3 separate regions of the Homo sapiens genome follow, and all the other regions are linked to region 2. A link is a loop called in an ENCODE intact Hi-C map of the cell type or tissue named here. Cell type or tissue: mammary epithelial cell. All regions are shown on one strand.

Region 1 (8,000 bases), 380 kb before region 2:
TGGCACATGTATACATATGTAACTAACCTGCACAATGTGCACATGTACCCTAAAACTTAAAGTATAATTAAAAAAAAAAAAAAGAAAGGGTATAATTACCTAGGTTGTAAACTAGCCTAAACCAAATTCTTTGGTGAGGTGGGAGAGGGAAGTTAAGTGGGGGCCTGACTGACAGGTGCCTAGCTGTTGGGTGAAAGGGGAAAGCAAGAAGAGGGGATGGCTTCGTACATTCTGCTTCTTGGTTTCTTTGTAGCCTGCTTAAACCTATTTCAAGGCCTTTAGAATTGAAAATGGACCACCACATGTATGCTATTTTTTACAAATATCAGGCATTCAACTGTTCTTACCATGTTCAAAGAAGACAAATGCTCATCTGTAACCAATCTAGCTGTTTCTGCACCTCACTTCCATTTTTTTCTATGTCACTTTCCTTTTCCTCTACATAAATATTAGATCATATAGCAGCCCTGGAGTTGCTCTGAACCTGTTCTGGTTTTGAGGGCTGCACAATTCAGAAATCATTCTTTCCTCAGTTGAACTCTACTAAATTTGTCTTAAGTTTATCTTCTAACAGATGGTGTTAGAAGTGGGATTAAAATTCGAGCTTTCAGTGATCCCCAGGAGCATGAATTGACCCAGTGAGGTACCCGTCAGACCCGTTGTGTCCATTGCTCCCTCACAGCAAGTGGGGAAATGGGGCTCATGGGTATATTCTTGCTCCAATTCTAAAGCTCTGTGGATTTGTGTTTTGAGTTATATGAGTTTGAGCACATTTTTTATCTGAATTGGGCTCAGAAGTTGTGACGGAAACTGGACTGGGTGAAGGATCAGACTGGGTCTGATAATCAACTGGATTGGATCTAGTTAGAAGCCTTGAATATCTGAGTGGATCAGACAGAACCTGGCAGGAAATGGCAGTACTGAATTGGCTAGATTGTCTGGGGTATATACCCTGGGGTTCGTTTTCACGCACCAGGAAAATATAGAACAGAGACACACACGAGGAGTTTAAGAGCAGAGGTTTAATAGGTAGAAGAAAAGAGAAAGAGAAATAGCTTCCTCCATAGAGGAAGGGTTCTCTGAGCAGAAAAGAGCAAGCAGAAAGGATTGAGCAGAAAAAAAGACCAGAAATATTCCAAGCAAAAGTCAAAAAGTTTGCTTTAACTTTCGGAGTGAGTGCAGTCCATTTACTTCTTGTTTTGCTTGACATTCATGAACATTTCAGTTCTTCATAAGTCCCATACGTTCTTTCTCTATTCCAATGTTACAATCTTCAAAGCTATTAAAAACCTGATTTGAGAACACCTGTTAAAGTCTTATAGCTTGACTATAGCCCATCTTTTCAGAAGGAACAAAGCGAGACAACAATTGTCTGCAAATGACAACATTTTCATGGTAGTTACAGTTAAAAACATGACTGACAAAGAAGTTTAGTTATCTCCACGGCTTGTGATAACTTTACCCTTAATTATGATTGATAGCATATATTCAGACATTAGAATTTTAGAAATCTCATACAACTTTGGAACATATATTAGTATTATTCACCAGAATATGACTTAAAGAAGACTTGACATCATTTTGGAAATCTCATGTGACTAAACATGTCAAATAATCCTGTTTACTTCTTCTATGGATGTTTCAGGGGCCCTCTGAGCCATCTAGAAAGCCAGGCAGCAGGAAAGACAATTTTGAAACTTGAGGTTTGATTTTGGGATGTCTGTTAAATGCTAGAGGTTTAAAACACTGGATGTTATGAAGTAGAATTCCAGAATGCTAGAAATTATTTATTTTGCCAAAATGATGACTCAAAAGGCAAAAACCTTTCAGTAGCATTACTATTACATGAAAATCCTGTTTAAAGCCATATTTCACCCTTGCATTAGTTTATTAATGTTAACCCAATTTTATTTATTTTTTATTTTTTTGAGACAGAGTCTTGCTCTGTCACCCAGGCTGGAGAGCAGAGGCACAATCTCAGCTCACTGCAACTTCTGCCTCCTGGCAGAATCAAGTGATTCTCCTGCCTCAGCCTCCCAAGTAGCTGGGAGTACAGGTGTGCACCACCACACCCAGCTAATTTTGTATTTGTAGTAGAGATGGGGTTTCACCATGTTGGCCAGGCTGGCCTTGAACTCCTGACCTCAAGTGATCTGTCTGCATTGGCCTCCCAAAGTGCTGGGATCACAGGCATGAGCCACTATGCCCAGCCCCAATTTGTTTAAATGAAACCTTATAGATGATTCCATCTAACCTTAACCAATTTGACCATGAGGTGAAATCTTTACAAACCTTTTACAACCCTTTTGCTAAAGGCCAGATAAGCATCTTAAGACCACCTTGCTGTGCTTTTATTTTGATGCTCAGTTTATGAAAAGACCATATATTCAAAAGATCCTTTTGAATTAATGTTTACACACTTTTGCAAGATTAATTTTTACAATCTTTCTATAACTTGCTTAAACCTCTAGCTCTGTCTTATCAAATTTAATATAATCCTTCATCCCTGGGCAAAATTAACATTTCCATTCTTTCCTATAATCTTTTACTAAAGACACATTTTACTGTTTTTATATGCCTTTCATATAAAACTATTTAGTGATCATGTTGCTCTGTTACTCTTAGCAACCGTTACTTTTGGTGAAAAACCTGGTTAGTAAGCGATTTTAATTATGTGCCATGTGTGGCGCTTAGGACCCAGACAGAAGTGCAGATAAGGCTTGTCTCTTTCCAGATTCTAACTCCCTGTGCCTTACCTAACTGTAAAGCAGGCAGTATACAACCTCGAACCATTTAGCAAACCTAGTATCTAAATTGAATGATTTAGACCACCTATTGCATTTTGATGACACTTGCATTTTACCGATAATCCTTAAGACTATTTTTACTTCTTACAGATTAAACTATTTGCTTTTAATTCCTGTGGTTTCACGAGGAAAACAGGGTTTTTTTTTTTTTTTTTTTTCCCAAAACAGGGTCTGTGGTGCCTCGTAGTTCCATGCTACCAGAAGTTATCTTAGGGCGTCTTATGTGTGCATTAAGAGTGGCAAGCCAAAAAATGGAGAAAAATAATTCAGTTGACTGAGAAGAAAAAAAACTTTTTCCAGAAAGACAAGATCCAAGAAGAGAAAAACATAAAGGCCTTTTAAATATACCTATAACTTGAATATCCACTTTTAATTAAGCTGAGAGCTTTTTAAGAAAATCCTTTTAAATCTCTTGTTACTAGACTTTAGCCATGCGAAGCAATTAAGATTTTCAGCTTTTGAACGTTACAAAAAGTAATCTCACAGGTGAAACCAACAAGCCTTAATTAGGTTATGACTTAACCTCAAGTGTATATGGTGTTTTCAAAGGGGTGATAGGCAGCTTTTAAAACTATCATTGCAAAATTATTACTGAGACAGTGGAAGAGATCTGACCCAACCAACTCCATTTTGTTTCCAGCTCCCAAGCTATCCTTGCCTATCCCTGGGCATAGGCCAAACCAACTTTTGGAGGAGCTGGGTTTATAGTTTATAGTCTAAAACAAAGATGGTAACAGCCCCTTCTTAAGATAGGCTTACCTCTTGCCTGGGGAGCAGACCAAGAAACTAGCCATAAGATTAGAAACCATGGCCTAGGAGTCATGGAGCTGAGGCTACAAGATTCTGACCCTCCCTTAACTGCTCTCAAGATTAGTCCTTAATATATTTTGTAAACCCTGCTCTTGATGGATCAGCTGGCACCACCTAGATTGACAAACTGGCTTATCTGATTGTGTGGTCCTCACCCAGGAACTGACTTAGCACAAGAAGACAGCCACCATTGTAAAATGGTGGAGACTAAAACAAAGTATTGCCATGTGGTTCCAGGTCATGTTCCCAAGGACCTGAAACAAGATGGAGGCCTGTAGTCAAGTTTGTTACTGATTATGTTGTTGGGCTGGCTTGAACAGCAGGCTTATGGGGTCCTGGGCCTGCATTCTATTTTCGCTTTTCCTTTTAGGCCTGCTATAGAAGACATATTGCTTATCTCCAAATTTCTCTGCTGCCTACAGAATTGCCTGCTTCTCAGCTGTGGTTAGGGTTTGGCTTAGAAGCAGCATAACATCCCTCCATGAGAAGTCAAATACCTAAGTTAAATTTTGGAAAGCTTCTATATACCTATCAGGGTCGTTAGAAAATTGACCTAAGTCTCCCTTTATTTGTCTAAGATCTTGTAATGAGAAGGGAACTTGAAGGGGCCCCAAATAAAGGGGAGCCTCAGATAGTTCCCCTGGGAGTTGCTTCTCTAATTTTAGAGAATTATTTTCTTTTGGACCTGCCTGATATGATTGCTAAAAGAGCTGGGTTTATTTTGCAATGCTTGCAGAGGTCTAGTAAAAAGGTCATGCCCTTGTGCAAAAGAAAATGAGCCACATTTTTGTTAAAGTTTCTGGGTCACAGAAGTCCTTGTGCTTCAGAATGCACTCCAGAGGAACTAAGCAATTAGGGCTAGTCATGCTCACCCAGGTGGCTCTAGTCCTGGGTGACTTTTGACTTCCTAGACTTGTGTGAGCCGCCTGGCTCCCTGAAAAACGGATCTCAAGAAAAACTATGTAATAGTTGGGCAAGGCCCCTTTAATGGGCGGGGGGGGGGCATGCTAGATTAAACTCTGTATCTTGCTATTATGGCCGGTGCTGAAGCATTTACCTTTATAGAATGGTTTTGGCTAACTTCCAAACTTAAAATCCCCTTACTAGTTAGGTACCACTCTAATTGGAGGCAGAATAGGTGCCTTAAGAGAACATAGGGACTGAATGGCCATTTATCTGCTGATGGGACAGTATTGAGGCTAAAATTTGGCTACAGAGGACATTTTGCTCCTAATTGTTGAAGGCAGAGCTTTCCCATTCACAGTTGAAGCCTTTCTAGCAGTGCGAAAAGCCAGGATTGGGACACCGCAGTTTATGGCATAGGACTCACAATGTGCCTCATGAAGAGGATTTCTGTTTCCACTAGGTGGCGCTGTTGGCCTAGTAATACCTTGTACTCACCAGAGAAACGGTAAAGACGTTTATTGAGTTACTGCATGTTTGCCGATCTTTCCTAACAGAACTGTTCCCCTGAATTGTAAAAATTCCTGCACATTGCATATACGGAGAGCATAGTAGACATAATGACCATGGATAGAAAAGAAAGGAAAGTTTTGTGACAGGATAGCTGGAGATCCTTTACCAACACCTGGACGGACTGTCAGAGGCTGGGTTCAGTCCAGAAGCCTTTGAATAATGCCAGGGGTTCGTTGTCGCATGCCAAGAAAATTTAGGACACAGACACAGGTGGAATTTAGGAGCAGAGGTTTAATAGGTAGAAGAGAAGAGAAAGAGGAACAGCTTCCTCCATAGAGGAAGGGTTCTCCAAGCAGAAAAGACCATGCGGAAAGGATGGAGAAGAAAAAAACACCAGCTGGCAGGGAATGCACCGATTGTTTTAGTCTGGCATGAGGAGGTGGTGTCTGATTTATGTAGGGCTCACAGATTGGTTCAATTAGGTATGACATTTACATGGCACATGGGGAAGGCTGGTCACCTTACCCTAATCTTATGCAAATGGGCTTTTCAGTTATCAGCCCCATCTGGTCTGCTCCTTAGGATACACGCGGCTGGCAGAGAAGGGAAGATGGAGCCACCATTATGAAAATGTCTAGTCCTCAGTTTCTGCGGCATTCACCCATGCAAGCTCCCAGCTTGCAGGCTGCTCTTTGTTAGAAAATGATTTGGGGGTTCCCTTGCTATCTGCCTAAGTAATTCCTTCTTAACTCCTGTATCAGTACCTCAGGGGGTGTAAACTGTGGCTTTCGAAAATTTGCAGGGATTTGTATCTTCTATTTCTTTTGTGCTTTTAGGTAGGGAAAAAATCATTGGCTAAGTTGATCAAGGGGATCTGAGAATTAAGCCAAGAATAAATGTAAAAATGGGATGCTTAATTACTGAAGAACTGAGTACTCCATCTTCTAGCGACACTTACCTATAGTATTAAGTATTAGGCCCGGGAAGCAGCACACATTGACAAAAGTCGTAAAATCTTACTAAAAATAATGAAAAATTATAATAGAAAGCTCCAAATGAACAACACTCCATTTTGAAAAGTGCATTTGAAAATTAGAGCTGTCTAATTAGGCTCATCCAGGGATGCCTATTGATGTGCAGATGCTTCTAAAAAGATTTCATTGTTTTTATTGTTTTTAAGAAAAGTCTTTATAAAAGACAAAAAGCTTAAGCAACTAATTGATAAGAAAAATTAAGTCTTCTAACCTTTTAGTCTGGTTACTACCCTGCCCTGAAGGTGAAGAGAAAGCTGGATAAAGTGTTTGTAAAAGGTAGACCCTCAGGTAAAGTAGGCTTCCTGTTTTTTTTTCAGAGCTATGCATGAGTCTACACATAGCAAATGCTTTCTTTGCACTATTCCTTAATGGGCTTCACCCTAAATGCAGTAATTTTAGGTAAAAAACAGAAGCTAAGTTAAAATGACCACCTATGGAACAAAATCAGTCTTCAAAATATACCTTTTGGCATTTAGGTGGATATTTTGAAATGCTTTTGAAAAGAAATTTACATCTATAAAGGAACTGTCCATTTGTGAGGGTGTTTGCCTCTGTACACCAAAGAGAGGAAGGACTGAGCCACTAGAAATTCTTACCATTGTATTTCATTTACATAACAAGTCTTACTTTTGTTTAAGGTGCTTTTCCTGGCCATCTTGTCTTAAATGGGCTTTTACCTACATGCTTTTTCTTTGGCTTGAGGAAATGATGGTAGGATATTTAGGTCTGAAGTCTCAGCTCTGTACTTTTAAGATACAAATTTTCCACCTTGTTTCACCTAGGAGTCATCGTTTTAGAAGTGCAAATTTAGGACTGCCTAGCTAACAGTTGCGTAGGGCAATGAAACAAGCCATTGGAAGACTGATAGTCTGAATGGGGAAAATAAAAACTGTTTGGAAGTTGACAAATGAAACATCTTAATGAAAGCTATAAGATGTGCCTCTGTCTGTTTATATGATATTTCTATGTGATTTAAGATAACATACAGCAAATAAAGCTAGTTTTAAAATTATTGTTAAAATTCCTATTTAGGAATGTCTTCAGAATTGTCAGTATTAAAAATAATTGAGACAATTTTGCTTGGGTTTACTAGTCAGATATGCTTATGCTGATCCTCTCCCTTCTCACACCCCAAACCCTCCAACAGGCCTCAGTGTGTGTTGTTTCCCCCATATATCCATGTGTTCTCATCGTTTAGCTACCTTATAAGAGAGAACATGTGGTATTTGGTTTTCTGTTCCTGCATTAGTTTGCTAAGGATAATGGCCCCCAGTTCCATCCATGTCCCTGCAAAGGATATGATCTCGTTCCTTTTTATGGCTGCATCCTATTCCGTAGTGTCTATGTACCACATTTACTTTATCCAGCCCACTGTTGATGGACATTTAGTTTGATTCCTTGTCTTTGTTATTGTGAATAGTGCTGCAATGAACATATATGTGCATGTGTCTTTATAATAGAATGATTTATATTCCTTTGGGTATATACCCAGTAATGAGATTGCTGGGTCAAAAGGAATTTCTGCCTCTAGGTCTTTGAGGAATTGCCACACCATCTTCCAAAATAGTTGAACTAATTTACATTCCCACCAACAGCATAAAAGTGTTCCTTTTCTCCACAACCTCGCCAGCATCTGTTATTTTTTGATATTTTATTAATAGCCATTCTGACTGGTGTGAGATAGTATCTCATTGTGGTTTTGATTTGCATTTCTGTAATGATCAGTGATGTTGAGCTTTTTTTCATGTTTGTTGGCTACATGTATGTTTTCTTTTGAGAAATGTCTGTTCATGTCCTTTGCCCACTTTTTAATGGGGTTGTTTTTTCTTGTAAATTTGTTTAAGTTTCTTATGGATGCTCAATATTAGACCTTTGTCAGATGGATAGCTTGCAAAAGTTTTCTCCCATTCTGTAAGTTGTTTGTTTACTCTGT
Region 2 (8,000 bases):
GGATCTGTAGTATTGTGTTTTTAATCAATTTATTTTTGATAACCCATTACTTTTTTCTTTTTCACTAGAATGAACTACAGATATGTTTTTATGGGTGATATTTTATTATTTCATATAAATTCACTTTCTTTTCAGCTGTATAGCACACTTTTTGAATATGGGGCCATGTCTATTACCTTATCACAGCACTATACAGCTGGTCTTCCCCAACAATCATGAGTACTCATTAAATAATTGAAATAACTATTATAGTTATTGCTGTTAGTACTGTGGATATATAAACAGCAAAATGCATAACGTTAATGTTAAATAATGAATGTTTAATAGTGAAGATACATAGATAAAAGGTTAGTAAAATTAAGTGTAATCAATGGTATTATTGGAACAGGTACCTTTTATAATATTGATATATTAATAAGTGGTCAATTTCACTTGAGGATTTAAGAATCAGTAATCAGAGTAGTTGACACTTTCACTGTGCATTGTGAGTCAAATTCATTCTTGACCAGTTGAACACAGTTGGAAATAAAGTGGCGTACCAAAGCTGGCACATAAGAGACAATTGTGCATATCTTGTTCTGCTTTTGTGCTCTGTAATGTCATATAGGTTAATGAAATTGGTTATGATGGAAGTATTTAAACCACAGAAATTGGTAAACATTATATATCAGGACTTGAAATTTTTTCTTAGAGAGGAGGTGGTTAAACACTTACCAACACATCACTGGGAAAGGTATTCTAGAAAGAGGAGGTAACATGAAGAAAGCAAAGAGGTTAGAAAGAGTATGTGTTAGCAACGTTCTTCAGTCTAACTTAAAACTTACCCAAAGCATTTTGCATTTCCTCCCACAAAAAAAGGGCTCTGACATGGGCTATGATGGACAAAGATATGTAGTTTCAGCCCCATTTCAATGAAAGACTTGTAGCCCCAGCTGCTGGCAGTAAGTCCAGTAGAAAGCCTTCAATTTTTTTTTTTTTACCTTTTCAGGAATTGCCTCAGCTGGAGAAATGAGCCTTGCCTGGGGTCATCCACTGACACATTCAATGACTAATGTAGAAAGTTGGAAAGGTCTGGCCCCTTCAGCCCAGTGAATTTCACTGGGCAATTTTATATCCAGGACTCCCCGTGATGTTGGACAAGGCTATCTTCAGGCCTGATTCACAGGTCAACTTTTCCCTCTGCCCAATCCTACCCACTTTCATTCCTTTTCATTTAAGATGATTATCCCAGGGATTCTCTTATTAAACAAACTGCACACTAAATTTTACCTCAAAGTCTGCTTCCCAGAGAACCCTGAAATGAGAAGTTCTCAGAAAACCTGTGACGTAAAGGTGTTAGGGGTGGCTAATATCCAAGTCTCATGACATCAAATATATTACTGGTGGAAGGTATTCAAGTTACCAGTGGCAAATCCATACGGGTCTGCAGCAACCTCAATTTTTGCCTCCTCAGAAGAAAGAAATTGACTGAGGGGCATAAGGCAGAGAAAGAGATCAAGGCAAGTTTCGAGCAGGAGTGGAAGTTTATTTAAAAATGCTTTAGAAGAGGAAAAAAGGAAAGTACGCTTGGAAGAGACCCAAGGGTAAATTGAAGGACAAGTGCTGTGTTTAACCTTAATCCTAGGACCTTATAGTCTGGCGCCTTTCCCGTGATCCTTCCCTTAGAGTGGGCTACCCACATGCACAGTGCCCTCCTTACCCTTAGGAAGTGAGCATGCACAGTGTGTTTAGGAAGTTGTACACGTGCCCATCTGAGGCTTTCTTCCCTTTCTCGGTGGTGTGCCCTCAGAAGGTCATACTCCTTCATTTTGTCTCTTAATGCACATGTCTAGAAAGTTACTTCCTTTTGGCATCTGCATTCTATTAGCAGTTTAGTGCAACAGGTGTGGACCATCAGGAAATGGCCTCTCCCTGGCGCAGGCTGCCAATTTATCACTTTTAGAGAGGCAATGTGATAATTGCCCAACCATTGCCTAACATTACTAGTGGGTAAGCTAGAGCCCTTTCCTGCCCCACTCATGCCTAACTACCTGTAACATAGAAAGATAAAATAAAATTCTCAAGGATTCCTTTTTTTCAGGCAGATGAAACAGGATGAGAATTCAAGAGCAAATATCCATGGTTTTTAAATCTCTTAAGTTTCAAGCGGAAGATCAAACACAGTGTGTAAGCCTGGAGAACTAAAAATAACCTATAATTCAAGTTGACATTGTGAGATGTATGTATACAACCATCTTCTACAATCTATGTACTTTCTTAATAGTATGTCTGATGACTAGAAATGTTCTTAATTTTAATTAAGTCCAACTTATAAATTTGCTTTTATGTTTAGTGCTTTTGTGTATTTTTAAGGAGATATTTGCCTATTCTGTCATTCAGGATCCAGTAAGAAGACAAAAATCACACAGTAATTTGAATAGAGTTTATAAATACAAATACTTATTAATTTCATAAGGAAATCAACTTTAAAGAAGGTAAAGACAACGCTGAGTAATACCCTAGAGCTAAGAGAGAATATTGAAAGAAAAAACAAACTTGGAAAATGGGGAAGGTACTCCCCAAGCCCGAGGTTGAAACTTCATTTGAGAATGCATAGTCTTAGCATCCTGGATGCCAGAAAAGGTCATTACATTGCATGTGTTTAGAAAGACACTTCTGTGGGGTATAGGTGAACCAAGGCTGAGAGACTAAGATTCCTTTTCAGGACTGAGTAGTAGGAAGCACCAGGTGAGCTGAGGCTTGTAGGCAGGGAACTATAGTTGGCATTGGCAAGCAAATGATAACCCCCCTTTGAAGTACAGGTGGGCAGCAAATCACAGTTTGGACTGACAAGCTGGAAACACCCCTCCAGGGTCCAAATAGGTTATTTGGGAAGCCAGTCCCTAGAGTAACTGCAAGACTCAGTAAGAGTCTAGCCATATGGGTATTGTTGAAATTTGATAGGATGAGTATTACTAAATATTTCTCATTACACGCCTCTGGTAGAAGAGAGAGAATAATCAAAGAGAAGTACACACGAACTTCTCTTACAAGTGTCCCTGCGGCACCCTCTGCTGGCCAAGTTTAACATCATGAATCTGTGAAGGAAAAAATGTCCATTGAGCCCAGTTCCATTGTTGCAGAGTAAGCAATGAAGTCTATATTTGAAACTGGGACAATAAATAAATAACTGACACATTTGCTGATATTATCAATGATGTCCTTCTGTGTAATTTTTGAAAGTTGTAAGGCTTTCCTTTTGATATTTCTAAATACAACACATGTAGAATTTATTTTTATGAATGATGAGGTAAGGTCAAGGCATATTTTTTGATATGAATACATAGTTCAGTCAGAACTATGTAAAAGAAAATAAAAATTGAAGGACCCCCCAAACTTGTGCAGAAGTAAAGACTAAGTCCTGAAGCTGAATCATTGCAACACTCTCTTCCACATGAATAACTGTTACTAACATTATATATCAGCCAGACTGGAAAGGTAAATGGCCTCAGGCATCTGGGAAGGGCTACCCACAGATCATTCATAAGTAAATTCTTTGCTTGCCTCCCATAAACAAGGACACGCTAGTTGTAAATTTAGGTCCACAATCCAGGTCTAGCTCCTAAAACTCCACACCGATTATGTCACTTACAAGTTTATCTTCCCAGGTGCAGAAAAGTCAAGATTCATTTTCTTCACCTACCCAGAGACGACTACATGATTGAGTCTTCCTTTACTCCCTTTCTCGCTTCAGACATTCACCTTATCTTACGTAAAATGTAGATTTACTGAACACTAACTGAAGTCTCAGGAATGTAACTATTTCCCCTACTGCCCAACCTACATGCCTCCCCCTTCCCCCTTTTAAGGAAATGGATAAATACACAATGTCCTGAAAACCTTTGTGGAAATAGCCACAGATGTGTCGGTGGCTTTTGTTTTTCCCAGAAGTGCCCTAAACCTGGCTTAATAAACTTCAGTGATTGAGACTTATGCCTCAGTGACTCATTTTGGTTTTCAATCATCTATTGAATAAAGCATTATTCATCCCCTGTACCACAGTGCTTCCATTGTCATATGGTGAAAATGTATATATTTGGGTCTATTTCTCATATTTCTCTTCTGTTCCATTGGACATAATTTTCTATCATTCTGCTAATCCATGACTGTTGTTAATTATGATTTTATGGTAGGTTTTGTTATAAGGTAGTGTGAGCCCAACAGTATGAGGGTTACTTGTTCAAATGCCCTTAACTATGTTGGTATTTGATATGGTTAGGTTTTTTGTTCCCACTCAAATCTCAACTTGAATTGTAATTCCCATTATCCCCATAATCATCACATGTCAAGGGAGAGACCAGGTGGAGGTAATTGAATCATGGGTGCTGTTTCCCCCATGCAGTTCTTGTGATAGTGAGTGAGTTCTCACAAGATGTGATAGTTTTATAAGAAGCTCCTTACCCTTTGCTTGGCACTTCTCCTTCCTGCTACCTTGTGAAGAAGGTGCCTTCCTTGCCCTTCCCCTTCTGACATGATTGTAAGTTTGCTGAGGCCTCCCCAGCCATGCCGAATTGTGAGCCAATTAAACCTCTTTCCTTTATAACTTAACCAGTCTCAGGCAGTTCTTTATAGCAGAATGAAAATGAACTAATACAGTAAATTTGTACCAGGAGTGGAGTGGGAGTCAAAAGTGATCATTTTGAAACTTTAAGGTTTAATGACTTCCTTGTTGGATTTGAGATTTGCATAGGGCCTGTAGCCCCTTTATTTTGGCCAATTTATCCCATTTGTAATGAGTATATTTACTTAATGCCTCTACCCCCATTTTATCTAGGAAGTAACTAACTTGCTTCTGATTTTACAGGCTCATGGGTGGAAGGATCCTGCCTTGCCTCAGATGAGACTTTGGACTTGAAATTTTGGGTTAATGCTGGAATGAACTAAGACTTTGTGGGACTGTTGGGAAGGCATGATTGGTTTTAAAATGTGAATAGGACATGAGATTTGGAAGGGACCAAGGGCAGAATTATATTGTTAGGCTTTATGTCCCACCCAAATCTCATCTTGAATTGTAATCCCCATAATCCCCACATCTCTAGGGAGAGAACAGGTGAAGGTAATTGAATCATGAGTGCAGTTTGCCACAGGTAGTTCTCATGATAGTGAATGAGTTCTCGTAAGATCTGATGGTTATATAAGGGGCTCTTTCTCCTTTGCTCAGCACTTCTTCTTTCTGCCACCTTGTGAAGAAGGTACCTTGCTTCCCCTTAGCCTCCTGCCATAATTAAACTGTGAGTCAATTGAAACTCTTTCCTTTATAAATTACCCAGTCTAGGGTAGTTCTTTATAACAGTAAGAAAATGAACTAATGCAGTATTTGTGTTTCTATATTAAGTTTTATATAAGGTATTAAATTTCTACAAAATTCTAAACTCAATTTGTAACCTGATTTAATGTGATTAGCCACTCTTACTATATGAAGTCTTCTAATCTGTGAACAGAGTACATCCCTTGATTGAAAAAAAGTGTCTTAAATTTCTCTCAATAGTATTTGAAATTTTAAGTTTAGAAGTCTTGTACTTCTTTTACTAGGTTTTTAGGTCTCTGTATTTTCAACACCATTATAAATATTATATTTTCAATTTCAATTTCTATGTGCTTTTGAATATAAGCATATGTTTTTTGGATATAAAAAAGATATCTACCTACCCTGATCAATTAACTTATTGATTCTCATCACTTGTAGTGAGAGTATTTTGCATACAGTTCAGCAATATTGTCTGTAAGTAATGATGAGGCTTTATTTGTTTGGTCTTGCTCAACTAAAGCTCCTTCAGGAAAGAATTTCTGTTTCTATCCCCCCATAGCACTGAATCCTGTGACTATATTATGTCTCAATAAACGAACAGATTCAGCGAATGTAACATTGCATCCAATGGGCTCTTCTTGCCTGCTGCCCAGATAGAGCTGATTTATTGAAGCAGGGGATTGCAAGGGAGAAAGAGTTTTACATAGAGAGCCAGCTAAATAGAAGTTCAAAGTTTTATTATTACTTAAATCAGCCTTCCTAAGAATTTGGAGGCTAGGGTTTTTCAAAGGTAGTTTGGAGGAAGAGGAGGGGTGGCTAAGCAATGGGTGCCTGCTGCTGATTGGTTGGGAGTGCAATCACAGGGGTATGAGAAATGGTCCTCATAAGCCTGAGTCATTTCTGGGTGGGGCCACAGGAGTGATTGGCACATGTAGGAGCCACTGGTCATCACACATGCAAAAAGCCTGAAAAGATATCTCAAAAGGCCAATTCTAGGTTGTATAATAGTGATGTTATCTGCAAGAGTAATTAAGGAAGTCGTAAGTCTTGCGACCTCCAGAATAATGGCTGGCAATTGTTTATGTCTACACTTTAGCAGAATTCCGGCTCCTCTATCCTCCTAGCCTAGTGATCTCTCATTAACTTTACAAAGGTGGTTGAGTTTTGGGGAAGGGCTATTATTATTTTAACTATAAATGTCTTCCAAAGTTAGCTTGACCCAAGCCCAGGAATGATTAAGGGAAGTCTGAAGAATAAAGGCAAGATGGGGGTTGGTTAAATCAGATCTCTTTCGCTGCCATAACGTTGCCACTGTATAATTTTTGCAAAGGTGGTTTCACAAAGATGGCACATTTCTATAACTAAGAGTGTGCCTTAAGAAATGTTCAGTATTAGTATATAAAATTTAAACAATTCCCAATTAGTAATTAGACTTGCACATCTTAAACCATGCCACTCTCCATTAACATGCCAACTTGCATGCATCCTCCACATGAACTCTGAATTGGGCTTAATGATGATGTTGTCTTTCTGTGACCACACAAGAGCTTCTCAGATCACACACACACACAAACACACACAAACATTAGCTTACTCTTTCTTACACTATGAATTAATAACAAGATATTTTAAAAGTGTGGATGACATTAAAATCTAAAAAAGAAATATCTCAATGTATCCATTTTAATACACTTCAATCATTTTTATTGATAAAGAAATCTTACTCTTAAATGTTACATATAATTGTTTGTTTTCTCATTCAGCTTAGTCAACAAGGTTTATAAATTTTTACTAAGAGATCCATTAATATAATTATATAATAAAAATTGATAAAAAATAATGGGATTGAATGAGATTTGGGAGAATGGTGTTATCATGATACCCTAGGAATATAGAATCAGTGATAAATCTTCAAGAAGAAAGAGTAAATTACCATTTAAACTAAGTCTTATTCAACTCGATGGAGGTGAAAATAAGGGGCAAAATATTATTAGACCGATAGTCAATGGCTTTTCTTGTTCATATTTTCTTGTAGTTGTTTTACCTTTTCAAAGCCAAGAAAGCTAAATCTCAAAACCCAAGTTTATTTGAAAAAAATGCATATTTCAGAATGCCCGCATATTAAATTAATGTGTGAAATGTAACTTAGACACACATTTCCCAAGGGAAAAATGTTTGCTGTCTTAAAAGATATATGCATGGAAATCCAAGTCATGGTTAAAAGCTCTTTAATACTCATGAGTTTGGATCCAGAGAAAGTAATCTTATGATTGAATTATTTAATAGCTATAAAATTTGATGCACCCTTTAAAATACTTGTCAATGTCTTTGAGAGAAGTTTCAGTTCAGGATTCAAAATATGGGGTCACAAAATTGGCACACCCACAAAATACTAATAATAACTAATTTTAAAACAACCCTGTATTAAAGGAAAAGGGAATCAATTTTTGATTATCTGTTATTGATTATTTAATACATTCTAAATGTTATACATTTATTAACACATCGAATATTTACAAAAATCCTGTTGCTTAAAATTATTATGAAACTCATTTCATAAACAAAGAAAAAGAAGTGAAAAGACGTTAAGTAGTTTTCTTAGTCACACAGATAGTTAAGTGCCAGAATTGGAATTCAAAGGTAAGGAACCTCTCTATCTACAGTGTTCTTTTTTTTTTTTTTTTTTTTTTTTTTTTGGAAGGGGCCTCGCACT
Region 3 (8,000 bases), 180 kb before region 2:
GATAAGAAATGTTGCCGTCATGTTGCCAGTCATGCTCTTTGTCAAGAGGTTGTCCTTCTGCAGTTCTATGGTCCTTTCACATTCTTACTGCTACCATGTTGATCTCATCCAACTCTCCTGCACAGACAATAGGATCAACAGCATCCTTGGTCTGTTTGCGCTTTTGTCCACTACAGGGTTTGACTGCCCTTGCATCCTGCTCTCCTATATCCTGATCATTCGATCTGTCCTCAGCATTGCTTCCTCAGAAGAGAGGCGGAAAGCCTTCAACACCTGCACATCCCACATCAGTGCTGTTTCCATCTTCTACCTCCCTCTCATCAGTTTGTCTCTTGTCCATCGCTATGGCCATTCAGCACCTCCATTTGTCCACATCATCATGGCCAATGTCTTTCTGCTAATCCCTCCTGTGCTCAACCCTATTATTTACAGTGTAAAGATTAAGCAGATTCAAAAGGCCATTATCAAGGTCTTAATTCAGAAGCACTCCAAATCTAATCATCAGCTATTTCTGATTAGAGATAAAGCCATTTATGAATAAGTGCTTTGCTACAATGGAGTAATTGTCCCAAAGTGCCCACACATGCCTCCAACAGTCCAAACTAAGCAATTTATAGGTTATGTGACATTTATTTAGTCAATTTCTTTGTCAATAAATTCATGTCATTGCCAACTAAATTATGATTTTGTTTTCAATATGAAGTGAAGAAACATATATAAACAACTAATTATATTTGTAAGCAGTATGAAAGCTACATAAAGTATTAATTCAGGCTCTGTATACAATTATAAAAGTTCACATTTAATGTGAGAAACTTTCTAAATAAGTCAGTTGTTATTTTCTGAATGACACACAGAAAACACTTTAATTAGTTTCTTTTCTTGAAATTCTTGATTATATATGCGATTCCAAAATAGAGATTCTATAGGGTGGATCCTAAAATACACATCAATGTAATTCCACATTGGGTCTTATCTAGATGGAATTATTTTGCCCTTTATTATGTGCAGGGGCTACCTAATGTAAATACAAGATACCATATTATGTGCTCAGCATCAGTTACTGCTGCTGTTAGCTGAAGAGTTAAAAGTTGGTAATTACATTGTTAACATTCTAGGAGTAAGGATAACACTATTTTTCATTTTTTTTTAAACCAAGATTTATCTTGGTGTAAGAGAATCTGTACTTTTGGCTCATATTTATCTCTATCCCTGATTTTATGGTTTCATTTATGGGCTCACTGGACTAGCAATGGCAGAGCAAAGGCTGGCTGATATCAACGTATAGATACTTTATAGCTGGTTGTTGAGTCCCTCCTCTGAAGTGAATACTCTGTAGTGAATATTAACATAAGACACAGAGCTTTTCATCCTTTGTGTGTGCTTCAATAGCACATCACATGCAGACTTTCTTACATCTCTTCTAACAAAGTTGCTAGTTCCATCTGTTGACAAATTATCCAAGCCTTTTAGCAAAGTCCTAGTCCATGTATATCCACAGACTTCAGACAACTTCTCCCCCAAACAACATTAACAACCAAGAGTACTACTCACAACTCTGCCCTTTGGAAATGTTTTCCTTCACCACTCTCCTTTATGCCATCAAAGGTAGGGCTATTGTGCCACTGCACACAATTTTTGGTTAGCATCAACTTGTCTACCAGTCTATTCATGAACTAAGCCTGAGTATTTTCCTCCTTTTCCAGAAACTTAACGAAATCCCCCATGAGGCCATGGATGTGAATTAATGCCGAGACATCCATACAACAGTGACAAGTGTCATAGGATTCTGGGCCAACTATTCACATAAATTATTTGTGCTTTTTGACCTTGTCCATCATTATCCCTACAATAATTGCTCAAATGTCTCAGATAGCATAACAACGTAAGAGTTTTTCCTGTTGCTAAGTATATTATCCTCAATTATGTGATTAAGCATCTGAAGAATAACCACAAGTAAAGCCGAAAAATTATTGGGCTGACTATGAGATAAACGTTGTTCATAACTCCATTAATCACTCTCAATAATCTTATAAGTTAACCAAAAGAGAGCATGATGATATGTTTGAGTGAACAAACTCTTTAAGAACTCTTAGATATAACCTTAGATAACCTATATATAAGAGTCCTTAAAGAGTTGGGTATTCTTTGTTTAATGAACAGTTACATTTGTAAATGACCTTAGACTGTTTGGGGGGAAATCTGGATAATTTTTATTACATACTGGTAGTAGCATTGTGGGACACTTTGTGGGGGAGACCAAGACTCATATTCAATTAATGGGTACTGTATACATGAAGTGACTTAAATATTTAAACAGGTTAAGGGATCATGACTTCCCATCATATGGCTGATGTCAGCCTGGTGCTGAGAAGTTCTCTATTGCAAATGTATGCTGGGTACATCCTAGAAGACTGTTCATTTAGCTCGTCTCCAGGAAGACTATCATATATTGCAACATATCAGTGTGGGTCCCATCACTCTGACAGCCATTCTAGCCTTTCTATCCTCTATAAAAATTATACACACTTATACGATTTTTAAGTACTGCCATGTGGTCTCAGAATTCCTTCATTCTCATTGTTAATAGGAAGCCCATTTCCACAGAAGCATCTTTCATTGTTATGTGTAGCCTACAGAGTACGGCAACTGCTGACCTTTGAAATGAACCAGACTTCCTCTTACAAATGCATTCTTTGTTGCCTCTGTGAAGACATTTCTCTTCCCTCATGGAGAAAATAATCATGTGGTAAATTCTCTTGTCCTATAGGATAAATCAATTCTAACATGTCAACTTCCCTGATATTTCTATAGTCCACATTTTACCAAGAATATTTGGCATCTCCACCTAATTTTCTGTGGTCATTATCATATCCAATCTTGAAACAACCGTCTCAGTAGTGCATTAGCACAGTTTCTGGGTATCCTTGATATAATATTGCACCTCTAATCATGGATCAATGCCTTCATGTCAATAAACTTTTCTCTGTTAATTAATATTCATACTACCACATACTTCCACTGCTGCCTGGATCTAACACCTTCAAGATCCACTCTACTCATTTGATTCCGGTTAGTCCAATTAAGTAGGTTCTGCAATGCCTTCAGTAAATAAGCTGTTTTCTCCAAAAATGTTAATAAAAATCCTCTTTTCAGGCTTTGCTGAGACCTGATTGGTTATTATTTTGGGTGCAATGAGAAATGATAGGGCAGTTCTTGTGGAGGAAAGGTATCAGTTGTGAGGCATCACACTCAGGTTTGGTTTGTGTAAGGTCTCCAGACAGTAATAAATGAATTATCTTTGAAAAGTAAGAAGGGATCTGTTTCTTCTGGCATAAAATATTCAAAAGTCTCAAGATTTGAAGACTTATTCACTCAAATGTCAACATTCCAGGAATGAGGATCTCATCATTTTCCCATTACTGTATTTCTAGTCTTTTTCAAGGTTTTTGACTTTATCACAGAAGATCTGTCAAACCTGAGCAGCCTGCCTTGTAGCTCTGCCACCTTTTTAGTGAAATCCTTTGCCTGATTTTTAGAGCTGTATAATCTATGTCTGAATGAGATAAAGGTTTCTGTCAGTGTTCCTACAGAGAACCTTTGATTTTCATGGCATACCCTGCATTGTGAGTTGGATGTCCCAATCTGATTAGCTCTTATTTCAAGATTTCTGAGGCAGATAATAAAATCAGCCCATTCCATAATCTTTAGATGTTTTAGGTAAAAATGGAAGACTAGATTCAGATCCATAGTTACTATATAAACTAATACCTTACCTTCCACCTGAACTTCATCCAGTCAATCACAAATGAGTGTGTTAGTAATTGTGATGCCATTGAATTTCAAGGATTATTGTCAGCCTTCTGACTGCTAGCAACCAGATTTTGTTATCAATTGAGCATGTTAATGATAATGTGCTTCCAGGGACCATGAATGAGGAACAACTGAAGTTAAAGAAGGAGAAAGAATAAGATGATAGAAAACACCTCATTGAGTTTGATGCTGCGTTAATCAGGGTTCAATCAAAAGACAGAAATCATACAATAATTTTAACAGGAAAAATTTAATTTAGAGAATTATTAACAAGGAGCTAAAATAGTGGAGAAATTAGCTTGTTAAAGAGAGTTATAAAGAATTCAGTAGAAACAGCTATAAGGGGCAACCATTACCCCAAGCACTGGGATAAAGCACCTAAGGAGGATTCCTTCCCTTGCACTAGGCTGGTGAACTCACAAAAGGGCCTTATCAGTGAGGTTTTCCATAAATCTGCCCTCTGATAGTTGCAGGAAAGGCCTTCCGTAAGAAGGTGCCAAGCCCCAGAACTCTCTAAGTGCAAGGGAAACTGCTGATTATTGGGCGTTGCTGTACCTGGGAGCTGGAAAGACTGTTCTTTCTAGGAGTATAATGCGTTTCCATGTGTGGCTGTACCTGGGGTGGCTCCAGCCCACCTTCTCTGGATAAGTTGAGTGACTACCTTGCTAGAAGACTAGTCCCATGGGGCCCCTGATGTGCACACAGATATTCAGGGCTAAGGAGAAGATATAGAAGAAGCTATCTCAGCTTCAGTGCTGGCCTATTATGCCTATGGTTCCAGGTTATGCCATTGTTGTTTCAGTGGAGAGCTGGAGAACAAGCTCAGTGGTGAAATGCTGAAGAAAGCTATGCACTGCTGGAACTGAGCCCTGGAGGAACCACACAGAGCCAAGCAATAAAGAAAAATCATGATTTGTAGGAGTCTGGTTGGCAAACCACAATAAAACCAGGAAGAGAAAAACCTCTTCTTCTCCTTTCAGTGTGCCTCCACTACCCTCTACTGACAAATCTTAACATTGTACCAGCTAGCAAAACATTATAAGGCCCAACATCTTCATCACAGAGCAGGTAAAAAGGAATTTGGAGGTTGAGAAATGGCATATCAATAATAATCCAGATACCATTATGGGTGACTATTGCCTAATCCTACAGGGCCACCTCTGAAGCCTTATCAAATACGTCTCGGGATACTCAACCCAGGAAAATAAAAAGACAGAAACAGTTAATCCATTGGATCCTTTTTCCCATTGCTGAAAGTCTACCTCATGAATCCTTAATTTCCCCCTATTTCTGGGTTGTACATGCATGGATACCAAGTGAGTACATGTAGATATTTCATCATTCAGTGTCAGTCTTGGGGCAAGAAACAAGAGGTACATGGCACGCGCCTAGGTTGAGAGGTTTTCAGATTCTTCCTGCGAAAAGCCAGCCAATGACTAAATGAGTCTGATTGCTGTAACAGTGATTGGAAAATGAGGCTAAAAGATTTGCGGTGATGCACTAGAAGCAGCGAATTCACAGGGTCAACTGATGTTCTATCCTGGAGAGCTTGTAGGTTCACAGAAAATGCAGTCACCTCAGAATGAGGTATGAGCCATTTCTTCTGCTGTACTGAAAATCTATCCTTGATCTTTTTTGTTATTGTTTTTGGTGCAAGTTCTGTTATTTAATCCTGTAAAGTCAATTAAAATGATATGCTTACCAACTTGTTTCCTTTTTTTAAAAACTCCAAATAGAGAAGAAAAATGATCCTGAAAAAGGTATCCAGGGGCCAAGTCTTTTAGAAAGTATGGGGATAGCTCCAGGGCAATGGAGAAAGTGCTATGAGCACATAAAGTATACAGAAGTGGTCTCAGGAAGGCTGCTGAGAGAAAAATGCTTTTGCAGGGAATATTTATTATTTCTAAGTTTACACCCTTTTATGTTAAAATGGTGATATTAATAATAATATTGTTATTATTTATTGTTGTTAACAATAAATAAAAAGGAGAAGTAAGGGAAAGCAGAAATGGAGGAGGAAGAGCTAGGGTAGCAAGTCAAATCAGAGAAAAAAATAGAAGAAAGATAATAGATTTTATTTCATCTTTTTCCTAAAAATTACCTAAATTTAGCCTTTCCAAGATGAGAGTTCTAATTGTTTTTCTCCCTAAAAAAAAAAACACAACACAACAAAGACAAACTTGTAATTTTTATCATAGTTCTAGTTGCTTTTTTGACCTGGTGACCCTGTAGCCTTTTCTGGATCTGGAGACCAATTAATTTTCCACTCAAAATGATGTAGATACATGTCAGGAACTAATAGAAGGATGTGCCATAAGGCAAACATGAGCCATATAAATTCCATTATGATTGTGGACTGATGCTGGAAAAAATACATCAACATTAGAAACTTGCACTCCTTTTGGTAATACTCTAGTTAAAATATACATTTTTCTGAATGTGAAAAATCAAATTGAATTATGTCTCCTATCTGTGTATAAGAATAGGAATGTGAGGAAGCAGTGCTCCTCGTTTTTTGAAGCCATTGTAGACTGAAGAGGTGCTCTTCATTACCTGCTAAAAACTGCTCTAGGTTTAGGCTCAAGGTTTTCTGGAAGTTTACCTCTAAAAGTTTCTGAAAGCTTTTTATATTGATTATCCTACTCACTGACGATCCATAGTTGTCCTCTGAGCTATAAGCTCAATAAAAGCAATGCATCTATTTTGGTCATCTGTGTTTCTCAGTAGCTGGACACAATGCATTGTTCATAATAGGTCATCAAGAAATACACATCAAATAAATGAATGATGATGGCAATAGATATGCTGTTTGTGGTAGGTAACATAAGAATTGATGGGGAAAGGAATAAAATTTACTTGTACTATCTATTTTAGAAAGCGGGGGGAGATTTTTTATTATCAGAAAAGGTATTTTCCTAATGGGTGGAGGTTTGAATAAAGATTAAAGTTTGAATGAACACAACCGTTTAGGGTTATCTTCTCTAATTAGGATAATCTAACTAGGTCTGCAATGCTCTCTTGGTTCGACACTTATGTGCTTCTTTTCTAGGCCTTAATTATATTTTCATGACAGCTGCAATTTGCCAGAGCAATAAGTTGAGAAACTAGGCTGGATATTTTGGGCTAGAATTAGAGTAGGCCTTCATGGTTATTTTGTTCTGGTCCAGTAATAATAAAGAGGACCATTTCAAAGGATATTCTGTATCGCTTTTGTCTGTCATCCTCAGCAAGCAGCTCTAAATATATTCAGGGCCTAACAAATCTGGTTTCAGTCACCCATCTGCCCGGGAGTTTCAGTGCTGCCTCTACCCAAGTCCAGTGAAGCCTTGAGTCTAGGGGACCTAAGGCTTTAGGAAAATAATACAGTGTTTAACTAGGACTGACATTTTCCTGAAGGCAGAATATTAGGTATCATAATCCTGACTGTATTTCTACTGGCATGATCTTGCAGTAAAAGGCTACTAAATACCAAAAAAATTCTGACCTTAAGTAGGGTTTACAGCTTTATCAGAGCTCTGCATATTATCAAATCTTCAGCGGTGTTAAGCCAACTAGGCCCATGTTATAGTATAAGTCTGCTAGTTTACTGGACTCTTTTCTCCACTTTTCTGCCTGTCCTAACTGATTACTACAGCCCCCAACTCCATCACATCACCTCTTGTATTAACCTGAAGATGAAGTCATCATTGTCGGCTATCTAAGTTGGTTCATTTATGTGATATACTTTGTTTCAGGCCAATAGTATTTTGCTAAATCTTATTTTCTATTTTCTTTATCTGAAAATCATATGCCCCTGCACAACTTGCCAGCAGAATTATACAATTTATTTATTTCTAATTTTCAAAGTTACTGGGCTGAACAATTTCCCTTCTGAACGTGAGGGTCTGAGATATTAAGCATGCTGTGACCCTGGGCATTACTTTTTGTTTTGTGAGATTAAGTGCCTTTGAGGACCAATAAATGTTAAGGGGCTAGATATAAGACAATGGGGAAAGAAGGAGCCTATGATAAATTAGAGACCTTGTTACTTACCTAAAGCCATCACATTAAAAATCTGTCTAGACATTGTGATGACCAAACAGAACACATTTGTGGGCAGGATTCCACCTCAAGTCTGCCTGTCTCTGACCTCAGTGACTGGCTTATGTTGAGCCTTTTAAGACATACACTGAATCTTAGATAGAGCC

The links. Peaks named below come from ENCODE experiments on the same cell type or tissue, not always from the same donor. Only the 100,000 strongest peaks of a DNase experiment are listed, where the experiment ranks them.
Region 1: a loop joins it to region 2, with 9 times the contacts of the local background. A loop is called at or near these places in 77 of 110 quality-filtered maps.
Region 3: it touches region 2 in a loop (7-fold over the local background); 3 of 110 quality-filtered maps call a loop at or near these places.

What each region holds. Positions count from the first base shown.
Region 1 is chr11:4,621,408-4,629,407 of GRCh38, forward strand. No RefSeq gene overlaps it. Among named protein-coding and RNA genes, the nearest start is that of OR51D1, 12 kb to the right of the region's middle. In mammary epithelial cell, a CTCF peak has its summit at 4,974 (motif pointing right); a DNase peak (open chromatin) is centred at 4,994; H3K27me3 peaks cover 285 bases.
Region 2 is chr11:5,001,583-5,009,582 of GRCh38, forward strand. OR51L1 (olfactory receptor family 51 subfamily L member 1) reads left to right here. Exons shown (of 3, transcript NM_001004755.2): 3 at 1-3,954. Among named protein-coding and RNA genes, the nearest start is that of OR51L1, 11 kb to the left of the region's middle. In mammary epithelial cell, a CTCF peak has its summit at 3,057 (motif pointing left); DNase peaks (open chromatin) are centred at 3,029 and 3,499; H3K27ac peaks cover 487 bases.
Region 3 is chr11:4,821,874-4,829,873 of GRCh38, forward strand. All of the region lies in intron 2 of MMP26 (matrix metallopeptidase 26), which reads left to right. OR51F2 (olfactory receptor family 51 subfamily F member 2) reads left to right here. Exons shown (of 1, transcript NM_001004753.2): 1 at 1-583. The coding sequence ends at 541. Among named protein-coding and RNA genes, the nearest start is that of OR51F2, 4.6 kb to the left of the region's middle. In mammary epithelial cell, a CTCF peak has its summit at 4,817 (motif pointing left); no DNase peak of the experiment used is centred here.